Linked DNA regions of Mus musculus: region 2 is linked to region 1. The links are chromatin contacts, found by Hi-C or POLR2A ChIA-PET in ENCODE. All regions are on one chromosome and are shown on one strand. Each heading gives the region's core, a stretch centred on a gene start or an enhancer-like site at or near the end of the contact. The rest is flanking DNA. Distances are from core to core; before and after follow the strand shown. Region 1 overlaps Elf2 (E74-like factor 2). Region 2 holds the start of Elf2 (E74-like factor 2).

Region 1 (6,468 bases), core at 1,640-4,139:
TACAGGCGTGTTGCTTTTGTCTCCTGAGAGCAGGGGTGATAGCCATGCTCTACTGTATCCTGCTTGCTCTCAGTACTGCCCTTTAGTACTGTTTTTTTAAACAGTAGAAGGAAATGTTAGGCAGATCACTTATATTACTCTAATATGGTAAAGGTTCCTCAGAACTTCAGTTTGCATGTTCATTTGCTTTAATTTTTATATTTTTATTTATATGAGTACACTCACTGTAGCTTCAGACACACAAGAAGAGGACAGCGGATCTCATGACAGATGGTTGTGAGCCACCATGTGGTTGCTGGGAATTGAACTCAGGACCTCTGGAAGAGTAGTCAGTGCTCTTAACCACTGAGCCATCTCTCCAGGCCTCATTTGCTTTCTTGATCATGAGTTTTAATGACTTTACAAGGATTATTAGTGGCCATAGGTTATTTTTTGTTTTATGCACACAACATGCTCCCACAAATAGTTTTTGTTGTTGTTTTGTTTGTTTGTTTGTTTGTTTTTGTTTTTCAAGACAGGGTTTCTCTGTGTAGCCCTGGCTGTCCTGGAACTCACTCTGTAGACCAGGATGGCCTCGAACTCAGAAATCCACCTGCTTCTGCCTCCCAAGTGCTGGGATTAAAGGTGTGCGCCACCACTGCCTGGCTTAGTATTTTTATATTAGAAAATCTGAGCTTGAGTTTGTTGGTTTTTAAAAGACCCACACACTAAGTGGATTATACTTCTTACAGAGCATAGACAGATGGGTAAGGGTGGCCAAGGCTTAGCTGAGTCTGTTTCAGTTTGCTGGTGGGCTGGGATGGGAGGGTCATTTTTCATAGTATTAAAAGCTTGTAACAGAAACTCTAAACATGTAGATGTTTTAAAAGAAACTGACTGAGAAGAAATGGGAAGGTCTCGGTTTTTATTTGGTGAATTGGGGGAATTAAGACTATAGAATAAGGGCTGCTGAGTTGGCTCAGTGGGTATTGGGGCTTGTCTTACAAGCCTGGCAGTCTGTTTGATCCTCAGGGTCTGTGATGAGCTGGAAGGAAAGAACTGGCTCCACACAGCTGTTCTCTGACATCCAGATGTGCACCATGGCACAGGAGCTATGCACACACATCATGAACACAGACAAGTAAAAAAAATGTATAGAATAGGATTTCCTTGTAAACGTTTTCTAGACTTCTTTTAAACTATAATTCATTCCCTGTCTCTCTGTCTCTCTGTCTCTCTGTCTCTCTGTCTCTCTGTCTCTGTCTCTCTCTCTCTCTCTCTCTCTCTCTCTCTCTGTGTGTGTGTGTGTGTGTGTGTGTGTGTGTGTGTGTGTGTGTGTGTGTGTTTTGAGACAGAATCTCTTAGTGTAGCCCTGGCTGTCTTAGAAGACTACCTGGCCTCCAGGTTACAGAGATCCTACTGCCTCTGCCTCCTGGGTCTCGGGATTAAAGTCGTGCGCCGCTGCTACACCTGGCTTATGATTCATATTTTATTAGCCTAAAATCATAGTTAATTTAACTTGTTCTTTCATCTCTGGTGGTCACATTGAAGTTTTTCTTCTTTTGTTCCTCTATACCCTTACATGTCTGACAGAGACACTATCCTCACTGTTAAGTAGGTTGGAGTGGGTGGGTTCATGGCCCTTCATTACTTTGTATGTAAGAGGACTGACTCCCCTTTTGATCGTAATTTTGGTTTACTTTGCTTATCTTTCTTTTAAAATTTTCCATTTTTTCTCTCTGGGCTTAGTGATGATACTAATATCCTCTTAAAGGTTGTAGAAAAAACTGAGAACTGTAAAACTTTTAAAAGTGGTATATTCATCTAATTTTATCACAAGCAGCTGTGAGGCACTGAAGATTAGTAATGATAAAGAGTCTTTAGGAGCAGCAGTAAGCTGTGGAGGGTGGGTGGGCTTGTCTCTGGGGGCTTGAAATAACTCCCAGAGCCACACACTTCCGCAGCACAGCCTGCTGACATGTGGGCGTGATGAGAGGGAGGCGCTGATTGGATCCTCTACAGAGATTTTTAATGCTTATTTAAAAATATAGAGATATGAAGTAAGTTTTATTGAATGTCAAGAGTTAGAAATTAAGCAGATAAAGGCGCCACAAGACTCGCAGGCTCTTAGGAGGAAGCACAACCATGGACCTCACATCTCTGATATAGGATGAATTCTGAATATAGGCTGAGGTGTAGCCTAGTGGTAAAGTGCTTATCTACTATGTGTAAGGTCTTAGGTTCAATCTCAAGTACCATACGAAAATAAACAAATGCCATTTGATAAAAATTGTAGTGGAAGAGGCGCGAAGGCTGGCTGTTGTGACTTGAAGGGTGACTTGAGAAACTGAAGTAGTGGCCATAGGAAGAGTGGGCTCCATACACAGCATCCCAGTCAAATGTACCCTGATCCCGGACAAGGGAGGGGCTACGCAGCACAGTTAGAGATGGTGACATCCTGGAGAGATGAAGGAAAGATGGTTTTAAGAAGCAGATGATCTAAATAAATAAATAAATGAAAATGAAAAAAGAAGCAGATGATCTTAATGGTCAGGTTTGATTTTGAGTTGAGATAAGGTATCTAAGAAGAAGTATGTAGGTATTTACAGATGGATACAGGAGTAACCAGGATTTTGTCACAAAGAAAATGGCTAACTTATGGGGAGCCTTAGTAAAAGAAAGCATAGCATGGAAGAGGAGGGTAGTGCTCAGCTCTCTACAACAGAGCTGTTTCTATTCTTGGCTCCCGGGCTCAGGGGAGGGCCCACCTATACAACTCAAACAGGAAGCCACTGCCCTGGAAAAAGAATCGCCTTGGCAAAAGCTGGGACCTTGGTCAAGGATGCACCTGGTTGGATGTCAGTGCCACAGTGAGGGGGGCAGGTTAAGTCTCCTAGTCTTACTCTCCCCTTTTCTAGTCCCTGCCCAGTCTCTCCACTGAACAAGCCCAGTTAGAAGCTGTGTGAGCCCCTTTAGTGCAGCTGCTCTCCGGGGGTGGAAAGAGCCAGGATGGATGGAAGATGCCTAGTGTAACTGCAGCCCAGTGACCAAAGGGTAGAGACAGGTTTGGGAGTTATCCTTACTGAAGCCATGGAACCAGTTAGTTAGGCCGAGGGAGGAGGTGTGGCAGAATCCTCCCATGGGCCTGGATGAGAAAAGGACATACAATTAAACAATTACTTTTAGAAATGTTTGTAATTTGAAAAGCATGAAGCATTCTAAAAGCGAATATGAGAGAGCGTCCTGGGTGACAGAGTTTAAGTATCTTTCTCTGGCAGGAAGGAGTTCCGCCTTTGCTTACCTACTTCTGCCTTCAGTTTTCCTCCACATCACTCAGTTGGCAATGCTTAAACCTTTCAGTGTTTCACTGTTATAAAATAGGAATTTAAGACTGTAAGGACGAAGGAAGTAGTTACAGGACAGTTCTTGAACAAGTCTTCCATTGGCTTCATTAGCAGGCTTTCATATGTCTGCAAGTGTATTCAGCCAGAACACTTAACTTCGCATACATCTGTTGTATTTCCTTTCATTTCCACATTAAAAAAGAAAAGAAAAAGATAAATACCAAAGAAACACATACTTGAGCAAGCATTTTTCCTTGTCATTCTTCCTTGGCTCATTGTATGTGTCAGTCTATAGCATTTCTCAGCCAGCCTCCAGCTCACTGCACTTGTCAGCCAGCCTCTAGCTCACTGCACTTGTCAGCCAGCCTAGAGCTCACTGCACTTGTCAGTCAACCTACAGCTCACTGCACTTGTCAGTCAGCCTATACAGCTCACTGCACTTGTCAGTCAGCCTATACAGCTCACTGCACTTGTCAGTCAGCCTATACAGCTCACTGCACTTGTCAGTCAGCCTATACAGCTCACTGCACTTGTCAGTCAGCCTACAATTCACTGCACTTGTCAGTTAGTCTACAGCTCACTGCGCTTGTCAGTCAGCCTACAGCTCACTGCACTTGTCAGTCAGCCTATACAGCTCACTGCACTTGTCAGTCAGCCTATACAGCTCACTGCACTTGTCAGTCAGCCTACAGGTCACTGCACTTGTCACTCAGCCTACAACTCACTGCACTTGTCAGTCAGCCTACAACTCACTGCACTTGTCAGTTAGTCTACAGCTCACTGTACTGGACAGCCAGCCGACTACAGCTCACTTTGCTTGTCAGCCACTGTACTGCTCTTTGTTTGCTAGATTTCAAAGGCCAGTCTTCTGCCAAGCTCAGTGGCCCTCGGGTCATCCAGAAGTGCATCCTTTGTGGAAACTACACTCCCGGCTCTCTTCCTTCCTGCCTTTCACAAGGACTTTTCCAAACACACTGAGCTTCCTCTTCCATTTTATCACCTGTAGTCTGCTTAGCACTCTCTGTTGTAGCCCCGTGTACCCGAGACTTTGTACAGTTGTTATTGTCAACATTAATCACTCTTCTGACCGCCCATCATGCTATCTGGATAGTTACTTTCTTATGTGGTTCTTGCATATGTCCTTTTCCTTCATAGTAAGGATGAAAGTAACCTTGAAATTGTGTGTGGTGGATTTTTGTGTGTGTTTGTGTGTCTGTGTGTGTGGTGGATTTTGTGTGTGTGTGTCTGTGTGTGTGGTGGATTTTGCGTGTGTTGTTTTGAACATATGAAAGGTAGTCAGGAAATACAAAGCACTAAGTTTTTTATCTTAGTGAAGAACCATTTTATGGCCACGTGTGGTGAAAGTTACCTGCAGTCTCAAGACTGGGGAAGCTGAGGCAAGAGGATGGTGACTGAGTCCAGCCTGGACTACATGGAACCAGACCCAGTTTCAGACAAGTAAATGAAGTAAAGAAAGAAAAAGGGAGAATAATATATATTTATATATAAAAGTTTATATAAAGTCTTCAGTATTTCTTTGTTGAATGACCTAATGTTACTCAGAATTTTGAAAGTCATCCAAAAATACCTGAATGTGGTCATATATATATACCATTGATTTTTAATAATTGATTATATCTAAGTTTTTTTTTAAACAGTAAGAGCAATGGAAAAATTAGGAAGCTTTACAAAGAATAAACAAACTGAAAGTCATCACCATCAGTGAGAAAGATTGCTACTTTTTTTTTTTTTTTTTTTTTTTGGTTTTTCGAGACAGGGTTTCTCTGTGTAGCTCTGGCTGTCCTGGAACTCACTTTGTAGACCAGGCTGGCCTCGAACTCAGAAATCCGCCTGCCTCTGCCTCCCAAGTGCTGGGATTAAAGGTGTGCGCCACCACGCCCGGCCAGATTGCTACTTTTAAAGATCTAAATAATATAATTTTAGTATTGGCATAGATTAATCTTTTAAAATTTATATTATTATTTGACATGTCTTATGCTGCCCAGGTTGGCTCCAAACCACGGGCTCCAGCAGTCAGTCCTTCTGCCTCAGCTTCCCACGTAGCTGGAGCAATTCCCTGTGCTGCCATGCTCAGCGGAGCGCTGCTGTGTGAAGTTGTTGTGTTATCTTCTTCTAGTTGTTCTTGGAATGCATCACTAGTAGATCTTTCTGGTCTTTTTAAGGCTCTTGCATCTCTCCTTTGAGTAGCCGTGGCGACACTTTGCTTTGTATTCAGCCACCAAGGCATAAAAAAATTATCGTCGTACTTAGTTACCAAGAAGCTTTAAAAAAAAAAAATCTGTTTTTATGGGCTGGCATGATGGCTCAGTGGGTAAAGGTGCTTGCCACCACAAGCCTAACGACCCTACACGGTGTAGTGAAAGAATAGACCCTTGAAGATTAACAACCTCTGACTTCCATAACTTGTCCTGACACACACATTCCTACATACACACTCACGAATGTACAACAAATATATAAATACTGTTTTAGTGGGCAACAAAAATTTGTATTTAAAGATTAGCTGAAATTTAGAAGAATAAAATTTTTTGTGTAATTTAATAAGAAAACAATGGTTACTTTTTAATAAATGAAAGTAAAGGTTTATAAGCACAGTTTGAAAAAATAAAGTCAGATTTCTTTACTGAAATATCAGAAGCCGGATTTCTGTCTTGAAGACTTAGGCCTAGTCTGACTTTATGATGAGCTGTGATAACTTCCATATTTGTTATACCATCAGAAATCCTCCCTGTGGCACAAAAGGACTCTTTTAATTAGAAAATATTGTTGCCACAGGGAGGTAGAAGATCGACTTGAGAAACTGGGGACCTGGCAAGGAGCCCCAGTCCTAGGATCCCCTGAAGGTGAGACAGATTGAGCCAGAAGGAAGACAATGCTGGTAGGTCGGCTTTTAATTTATTAAGAATGTTACGGTGTTATTGTTATAGTTATTTCATCTACTTTATCATATTTGTGTTTAAAGAATGACAAAAATTTCTCCCTAAGAAGAAATGATAAAGTAGTGTTTTTTCACCTAAGCGGTTTTCTTCCCATGTTGTCCCCTCACCTTGCCTTGTAACTACCGCTGTGGGAAAGTTCCAGCATGGTCTGAGAAAGGCCTCTTCTCTCCCTTCTGTTGTTTCCA
Region 2 (6,753 bases), core at 2,261-4,760, 38 kb before region 1:
TGCTGAGGCAGGAGAATCTTCTGTTGGAGGTCAGTCTAAGCTGTACAACCAGGAAAGCTCCCTCATCCAAACAAACAAACTCTTGCATTCTACAATGTTGCGAACAAAACTTTTTCTGGGGAGACTCAACACACACATCTATCTGTTCAGCCCAGTCAAATGACCCACACAGACCAAGTACAGATACTGCCAAAGTCCATCTTGGTGCACCAATGAGTTTTATTGAGGTTACTTATTGGAGTACAGCTAAGGGGTTCCTTATGGAAGCGGAAATAACTCAAAGACAGCTTCATCACCAAGACCCCACTCGGCATGGGTGACAGCTTGGGAAAGCTGGGAACTTGGGAAACACTGCACAGCCTTCGGGCAGCTCAAAAGGTTGTAGATTGTCCTAAGCTGGTGCTTGAGTTGATCTAGCCTTCTTCCAGGTAGTTCAGTTGCCTTTTGTTTCTTCTAGGCCACTGGGCTGGTATCAGAGTCTTCTTTGCTGTTTGGCTTTGCATTTCTGAGAGGGACTCTCAGCTTTTATTGCTTACAGGGAGGAGCCTAGTGAATATGGTCAGTTTCAGGGACTTCCTGGAGTTCTTTTGAGTTCTCTTCTTACTTAAGGAGCTTCCCTGAAGAATGCAAAGTTTCAATCTCAGAGGAAACTGTTGCACAACATCCAGGTCCCCAACTATAAGCTGGGAATGGCTCCTGGCGGGTTTCCAGTGTGCGTGTGTCATCTTTCTTGGACCAGCTGACTCTCCAGACATGTTCTTCGAATCGTTTAAGGCAGGAGTGCTAGAGAGGCAAGCAGAAACATGCAGTACCTCTTGAGGCCAGGACCTTCAGGATCTTTACATCATAACTTCTGTCCATGTTGTTTTGCCCAGAAGCAAATACAGTTATCAGAATCCAAGATGAACAGGGTGCAGAAATGTTATGACAGATCTACATTAAATTTTTCTTTTAAGATTTATTTTATGTATGTGAGTACACTGTCATTGTCTACACATTAGAAGAGGGCTTTGAATTGCATTAGAAATGGCTGTGGTTGCTGAGAATTGAACTCAGGACCTCTGGAAGAGCAGCCACTGATCTCCTGAGCCATCTCTCCAACCTCTCAGTTCTACATTTTCTTTTTCTTTTATTTTTAAATCCGTTTTATTATTTTATGTGTATGAGCATTTTGCCTACATGTGTTTCTAGGCATGCGGTGTACCCACAGAGGCCAGAATAAAAGGACACTGGATGCCCTGGAACTGGAGTTTCCGATGATGGTTGTGAGCCCTAATTTGGGTGCTGGGAACCAAACCCAAGTCCTCTGCATCAGTACATCAGTAGGTACTGTTCAGCTGCTGAGCTGTCTCTCTAACTCAGACCTACATTTCAAAGTGCAAGCATGCTTAGAACAGTGAAAAAGCCGAGAGAACAGTAAGTTCTTCGCCTGGGACTTTCCATCTTACCCTGGATGGGAAATGTGGCAAAACATTTCTTCTCAAAGTAGCTAATAGGAATAGGAAGTTCCCTATTGTAACATTTGTCTCTAACTAAAGAAAGCAACTCCTGCCACGCAAGAGAGACTCAGTATTCTTACTCAGAAAGTGTCAAAGCGGGCAGTGGCTCTGTAAGTAATCATTTATAATAAACAGGATATAAACACCATCCTCTATAACGGATGCTGTGCGTGCAGTACTCTGTTATGTACGTATTAAGGTCTTAAAGTTATCAAGACTTCATTTTTGTAGTTCAGAGTGATGCCAACCCGAAGTTAAGAGGATCGTTTATTAGCCATTGGGCTAATGCAAATTTCTAATACATTTCAGAGTGAAAACGGCTTTTTTTTTTTTTTTTGGTTGCTTTTTAAGAAAGAAGCACCCAACTAGGCAGTAACAGCTTTTAAAACTGAGGCTAAATTCTAATGTTCGGCAGGGACTTAAAACAACAGAGCAACCTCTGGCATGCCTTTCACATTTGAGCCCCATTCTAGGGTCATTTCCACGGTTCCCACGTTCATCTCCACAGCCATCACACCGCTCAGTATTTCGTTCTTGTAAAAACTGGTTGTAGAACATCAACAGTCAGGCTGGAGTCCAGAAATTAACCCGGTGTATGCTGTTCCAAGTGCTGGGGCTCCCCCAGGGAGCCTGCAGGAGTCAGAGCCCAGCAGGATCGGCCCCCGCGCGCACCGGGACAACCGATGCTCTTTGTTAAAGAAACAAATACATTCCGCGGCGGCGGGGAATGGTGGTGGTGCTTGGGGGAAGAGACCTAGCATGCATAACTGCGCCTAAGAAAGACCATTAGCGAGCCGCTGCAAACGCAGGACATCCCGGGCACCGTGTCATTGGCTTTTGTGCCCTGGAAGGCGCGTGAGAGTGCCCTGCTCAGAGGCTCCCCTTTGTGTGAAAGTGTGCAAACCAGAAGCCTGCAGCTCCCGCTGGCTTCGCCCCTTTTTTTTCCCCAATTCGTGGACACTTGGAACAAGATACTCTTCCTCCACACACACGCGCTCCTTCACCCTGGCTCTGAAGATCTCGGGACTTGAGTTACTTCTCGGAGGCGGACGGGACTAGAAGCGACAAAGACTGGGGCGGGCGGTCGCGGCTCCCCGGGACCCCCCCGAACGGGGGCCGCCCGCCGCGCTCCGCAGCTGCGCGCTGGGCCGCCCGCCCGCCGGCCACCGCGGGCACCAACCGCCGCGCAGCCGGGCCGTTGGGCGGTGGTAATTTCTGGGAACGGGGCGGGGTCCGGGGTGGACGAGCTGGGAGGCGGAGCGGGCGGCGCCCCGGGCCGCGAAACGGGCGGGGCGGGGCGCCACGTGCGTCAGTGGCCGGGTGGGGCGGGCCGCGCGCTCCTGCCCGCCAGCGCCGCCACCATCCGCGGAGCCCGGGAGACGCGCGGGGACTCTGAACACCCGGGCTGACAAGAGTTTTATTTTGCAATCGCTCACTTCCCTAATGCTTAATCTACGAGTGCAGAGCGGTCCCTGGAGGTCTTGGGAGGGGAGTCCGGAGTTGGAAGGGGGGTGATGAGGGGTGACAGCAAAGACCTGAGAGTGGCCCAAGAGGTGCGCGTGTCGTCCCGGCCGGGCTGCAGGTGCACGCGCGGCCCCGCCGTCCCCACGCGCTGGTCCCGCGTCCGCAGCGCAGTGCAGCGCGCGACGTGGGGGAGTGGGGAAGCCCCGGGGACGCGGAGCGGGACGAGTGGCGAGCGTCTCCACCTGAGCAGGCGGGTTCGGGCGAAGTTGGGCGCTGAGAAGAGGGCGGGATTCGAGAGCGCAGGAGGCGGGCTGCGGGGGGCCCGAGGGCGGTGGGGAGTATAAATAGCCGGCCCGGTTTGACAGGCGCTGCGGTGACTGGCGGTGTCGCCTCCCCCGGCGGCGCGCGGGGAGGGAGGAGCGCGCGGAGCGGCCGGGTGGGGGAGGCGGACTCCAGTGTCCTGGTGGCGGCGGCAGGAGGCCGAGGGGGAGGAGCCGAGGCGGGTGCGGAGGGCGGGGGCCGGCCGCAGCTTCCCCGCGCCCGGCTGTGTCGCCGCCGTCGCCTCGGCGGTTGGGGGGGATCTGTAGGGTGGCGCGCGCGGGGGGCGCAGCGCGGTTTTGTCTCGTCCTGTGGTGCGGAGCGGCTCGCGCGGTGGCCAGGGGAGGCCCCCTCGGCTTCCCGCAGGACGCCGGGCCAACGGCGGGCGGCTGCGGCGTCTCGGCCGGTCTGCGGCCCTGAGGGAAGGGCAAGGGACTCGGCGACGTGGAGGGAGAGCAGGTAAGAGCGCGGGGACGGCGGAGGCCGGCGGGAGCGAGCGGGAGGGAGAGGGAGGGCGCGGCGAGCCAGCCCGGCCGTCCCGAGTGTCGCCTCCTCCCGGGCGCCCCCGCCCCGCGCCTGTGTTGTTTGCTCGGGCGGCGGCGGAGGGGCTTTCCGGAGGCTGGGGCGGTGACACCGGCGGAGCTGGGGGCAGGGCGGGAGCCCGCACCGGAGCGGCCCGGGGCAACGGTCGTGGCGCCGAGGGACCGCGGCGCGCGCTGTTTACCTCGCGGCGCCAGTCATCGCGCGGCGGCCGGGCTGCCGGGGCAGCGCGTCCCGGGCGGCAGTTTCCGTCGCCGTCGGGCCTGCTCCCCGCCGCCGGGGCGGGCACGACAGGTTGTACTCCGCCGTTCTTTTATTCTCACTCTCCGCCGGCCCTCCGTCGCCGCCTTCTCCTGGTTCCCCGGGGAGCCAGGCTGCGATCACTATCTGTGTTTGCAACAAAACAACAAAAAAACCCTGGGGCTCTTGGAAGCGCCTAGGTCCAGAGTCTCCTCCGGGGTCCTCCGCCGGCGGTGCTGGCCCTTAGGGCATCTCGCGGAGAGTGTCGTGGGCGCCCCGCGCGCCTCGGTACCGATTCTGCCTCAGCGGCGCTGCGCGCGGCGGCCGGACCCACTCAAGACTTTAGTGGGACATTTTTACTCTGTCAGCAAAGGACGGAAAAATAACCCACGGACCAACTTGGTGGACTGTCCTTATGGGAACCACGTTCTCAGCTGTATACCCTTTCTTTAAGTTCTTAGTACTCTATCAATAAGATGGGGGACGCGTCATTGTAACCCTGGAACATCTTTCTCGTGTTCATGACATTACTCTGTGGTTTATGCTTTAATCCGACAGTGAGAAAGTATAATAAAAACTGCGCCTCTGAGCTCAAGACTTTTGTTTTTGTTTTTTTCTCCAAGTCTCAGTTGAGAGGCAAACTGCTCACTTTCTCTAGTGGACAATGTCCATCCGGGCCCTACTGAGATAAGATTGTATATTTGTGGGTTACAGTTTCTTTAGAGTGTTGAATGACTTCGTATGAGACTGGGAACTGTTGAATTATGTTTAAAGGGATTTAGGAATAAGATTTATAGAAGGCATGTGGCTGTAGTTGATACATCCAGTAAATACAAGAAGTTGAAGTCTGATGTGTCTTCAACATTTAAAATCTCAATATTTAACGTTATCCTTTGCTGTTGCTGGTTGTTTGCTTGCTTTTTGTCTGTCGAGACAGGGTAGAATCTCTGTGTAGCCTTTGTTGTTCTGGAACTTGCACTGTAGACCCAGGCTGGCCTCGAACTCAGAGATCAGCATGCAGCTTCCCCCCCCCCCCCCCCCCCCCCCCCCCCCCCGGCTCCGGAGTGCCTGGGTTTCAAGGTGTGTGGCACCATCGCCCTGGCAGTGTTATCCTCTTTATACTTGTTTACTTGGATTATTCACTGTACTTCGCAGACATAAACAGTTGCAAAATGTTTCGACAGAGTTGAAAACTTTGGGTTTTTTTTTTTTTTTTTTATCCCAAATTTCTTCAATGGTAAGTTTACCAAATCAGGGTTGATGATTTTACCTGTTCACAGGTTGTGTGTATCTTTTTTTGGGGGGCGTGGTGGTGGTGGTGGTGAATGGATCGGCATGGGGAGAGGTTGCAGCATTATTGAGATACTAACCACATGCCATTCAGTTATAAGTGTACAAGCTCAGTTTTTAAGGTTTAGTCACAGAGCTGCACAATTACTGAACTCAATTTTAAAGCATGTTTTTACCCCTAAAAAAAGATCATATGGGTCTGCAGTGTAGCCCAGTGGCACAGTGCTTGCTTTGCATGGGGGAGGCTCTGAGTTCAGTCCTCGGTACTGCCAGCGGAGACACTAACCACCCAGCGAACATACCAGTTAGCCATTACTCACTTGTCTCTCATCTTTCTGGACCTTTGTATCCCTTATGGATTTTCCTGTTCTGGGTATTTCATGTAAGTACAAGTGTGCAATATGGAGGCTTTTGTGATGGCCTCTTTTGCATAGCATAAAGTTTTTGAAGTTTGTGCATGTTGTGGCATGTATCAGCACATTACTGTTATTATTATTTTGCTGAGTAATGCTCCTCTATGGATAGGCTTCCTTATTTTTATCCATTCATCGGTTGGTAGGGATCTGAGCTTCCACCCCTGGCTATTGTAATTTTTGTATGCAAGTTTTTGTGTGGATGTGCTTTCATTTCTCCTTGGAGTGATATTTTTAAAGAAATCAGCCTTTTGGCATGATATCAAAAATAGTTCCTCCATTTTGAGAATATAATCCAGTCTTTTGGGTTTTTTTTGTTTTTTTGTTTTTTTGTTTTTTTTTGAGACAAGGTTTCTCTGTGTACCCCTTGCTGTCCTGGAACTTACTCTGTAGACCAGGCTGGCCTTGAACTCACAGAGATCTGCCTGCCTCTGCCTCCTGTGTGCTGGGATTGAAGTATGCACTACCACTGCCTGGCTAATCCAGTATTTTTTTTTCTTTCTTCTTTTTATCTCATCTGTATTTTCCTTTTAAAGCAGAATGTGACTGGGCACTATTTACAGTCACAAGCCTTGCTGTGTTACAAGACCTAGGAAACTTAGGGTTTTGTTCTCGGGACTCTAATCCAGTATCTATAAAAATGAATGGGGTTGAGACTATCCCAGGCTTGCTTTATAATACTTTTTTCTGTCCACTCCTAAAATTTGCCGTAGCCTGTTTGGGGCTAATTAACTGTCCCTCCCTGAAGGCCCAGCCCTAGGCAATAGCCATTTTGTTTCATTTCCCTGTGTTTGCTTCCTCTGGTTATTGTGCATCATGGAATCATAATGCACATTTTTAAGGTTTGACATCTTTCATTTAGCATACTTTAAAGATTCTTTCCTACATTGTAGCATGTATCAGGACTTTATTTCTGATAAGTAATATTTTATGGCTATGCCAACCGACCAGTTATGATAGATATTTGAATTGTTTCCAGTTTCAGGCAG

Evidence for each region. Hi-C counts contacts between places; a loop is a spot of excess contacts on that map. ChIA-PET counts read pairs that join two places held with the same protein, here RNA polymerase II (POLR2A).
Region 2: a map of left cerebral cortex shows a loop between it and region 1 (2.1-fold over the local background). The contact joins the promoter of Elf2 here to the enhancer-like site in region 1. A Hi-C loop is called at or near these places in 4 of 37 maps with a recorded cell type or tissue (T-helper 2 cell, heart and left cerebral cortex). POLR2A ChIA-PET finds 5 or more read pairs at or near these places in 1 of 5 experiments (Patski).

Annotation. Positions count from the first base shown.
Region 1 is chr3:51,299,537-51,306,004 of GRCm38, reverse strand. All of the region lies in intron 4 of Elf2 (E74-like factor 2), which reads left to right. Among named protein-coding and RNA genes, the nearest start is that of 4930577N17Rik, 26 kb to the right of the region's middle. Within about 2 kb of position 2,889, at least 1 of the 3 ENCODE cell types and tissues checked has a DNase peak (open chromatin) inside an H3K27ac peak, as active enhancers do; it is heart, where a contact is called at or near this core.
Region 2 is chr3:51,337,401-51,344,153 of GRCm38, reverse strand. Elf2 (E74-like factor 2) reads left to right here and starts at 3,510. Exons shown (of 10, transcript NM_023502.2): 1 at 3,510-3,740.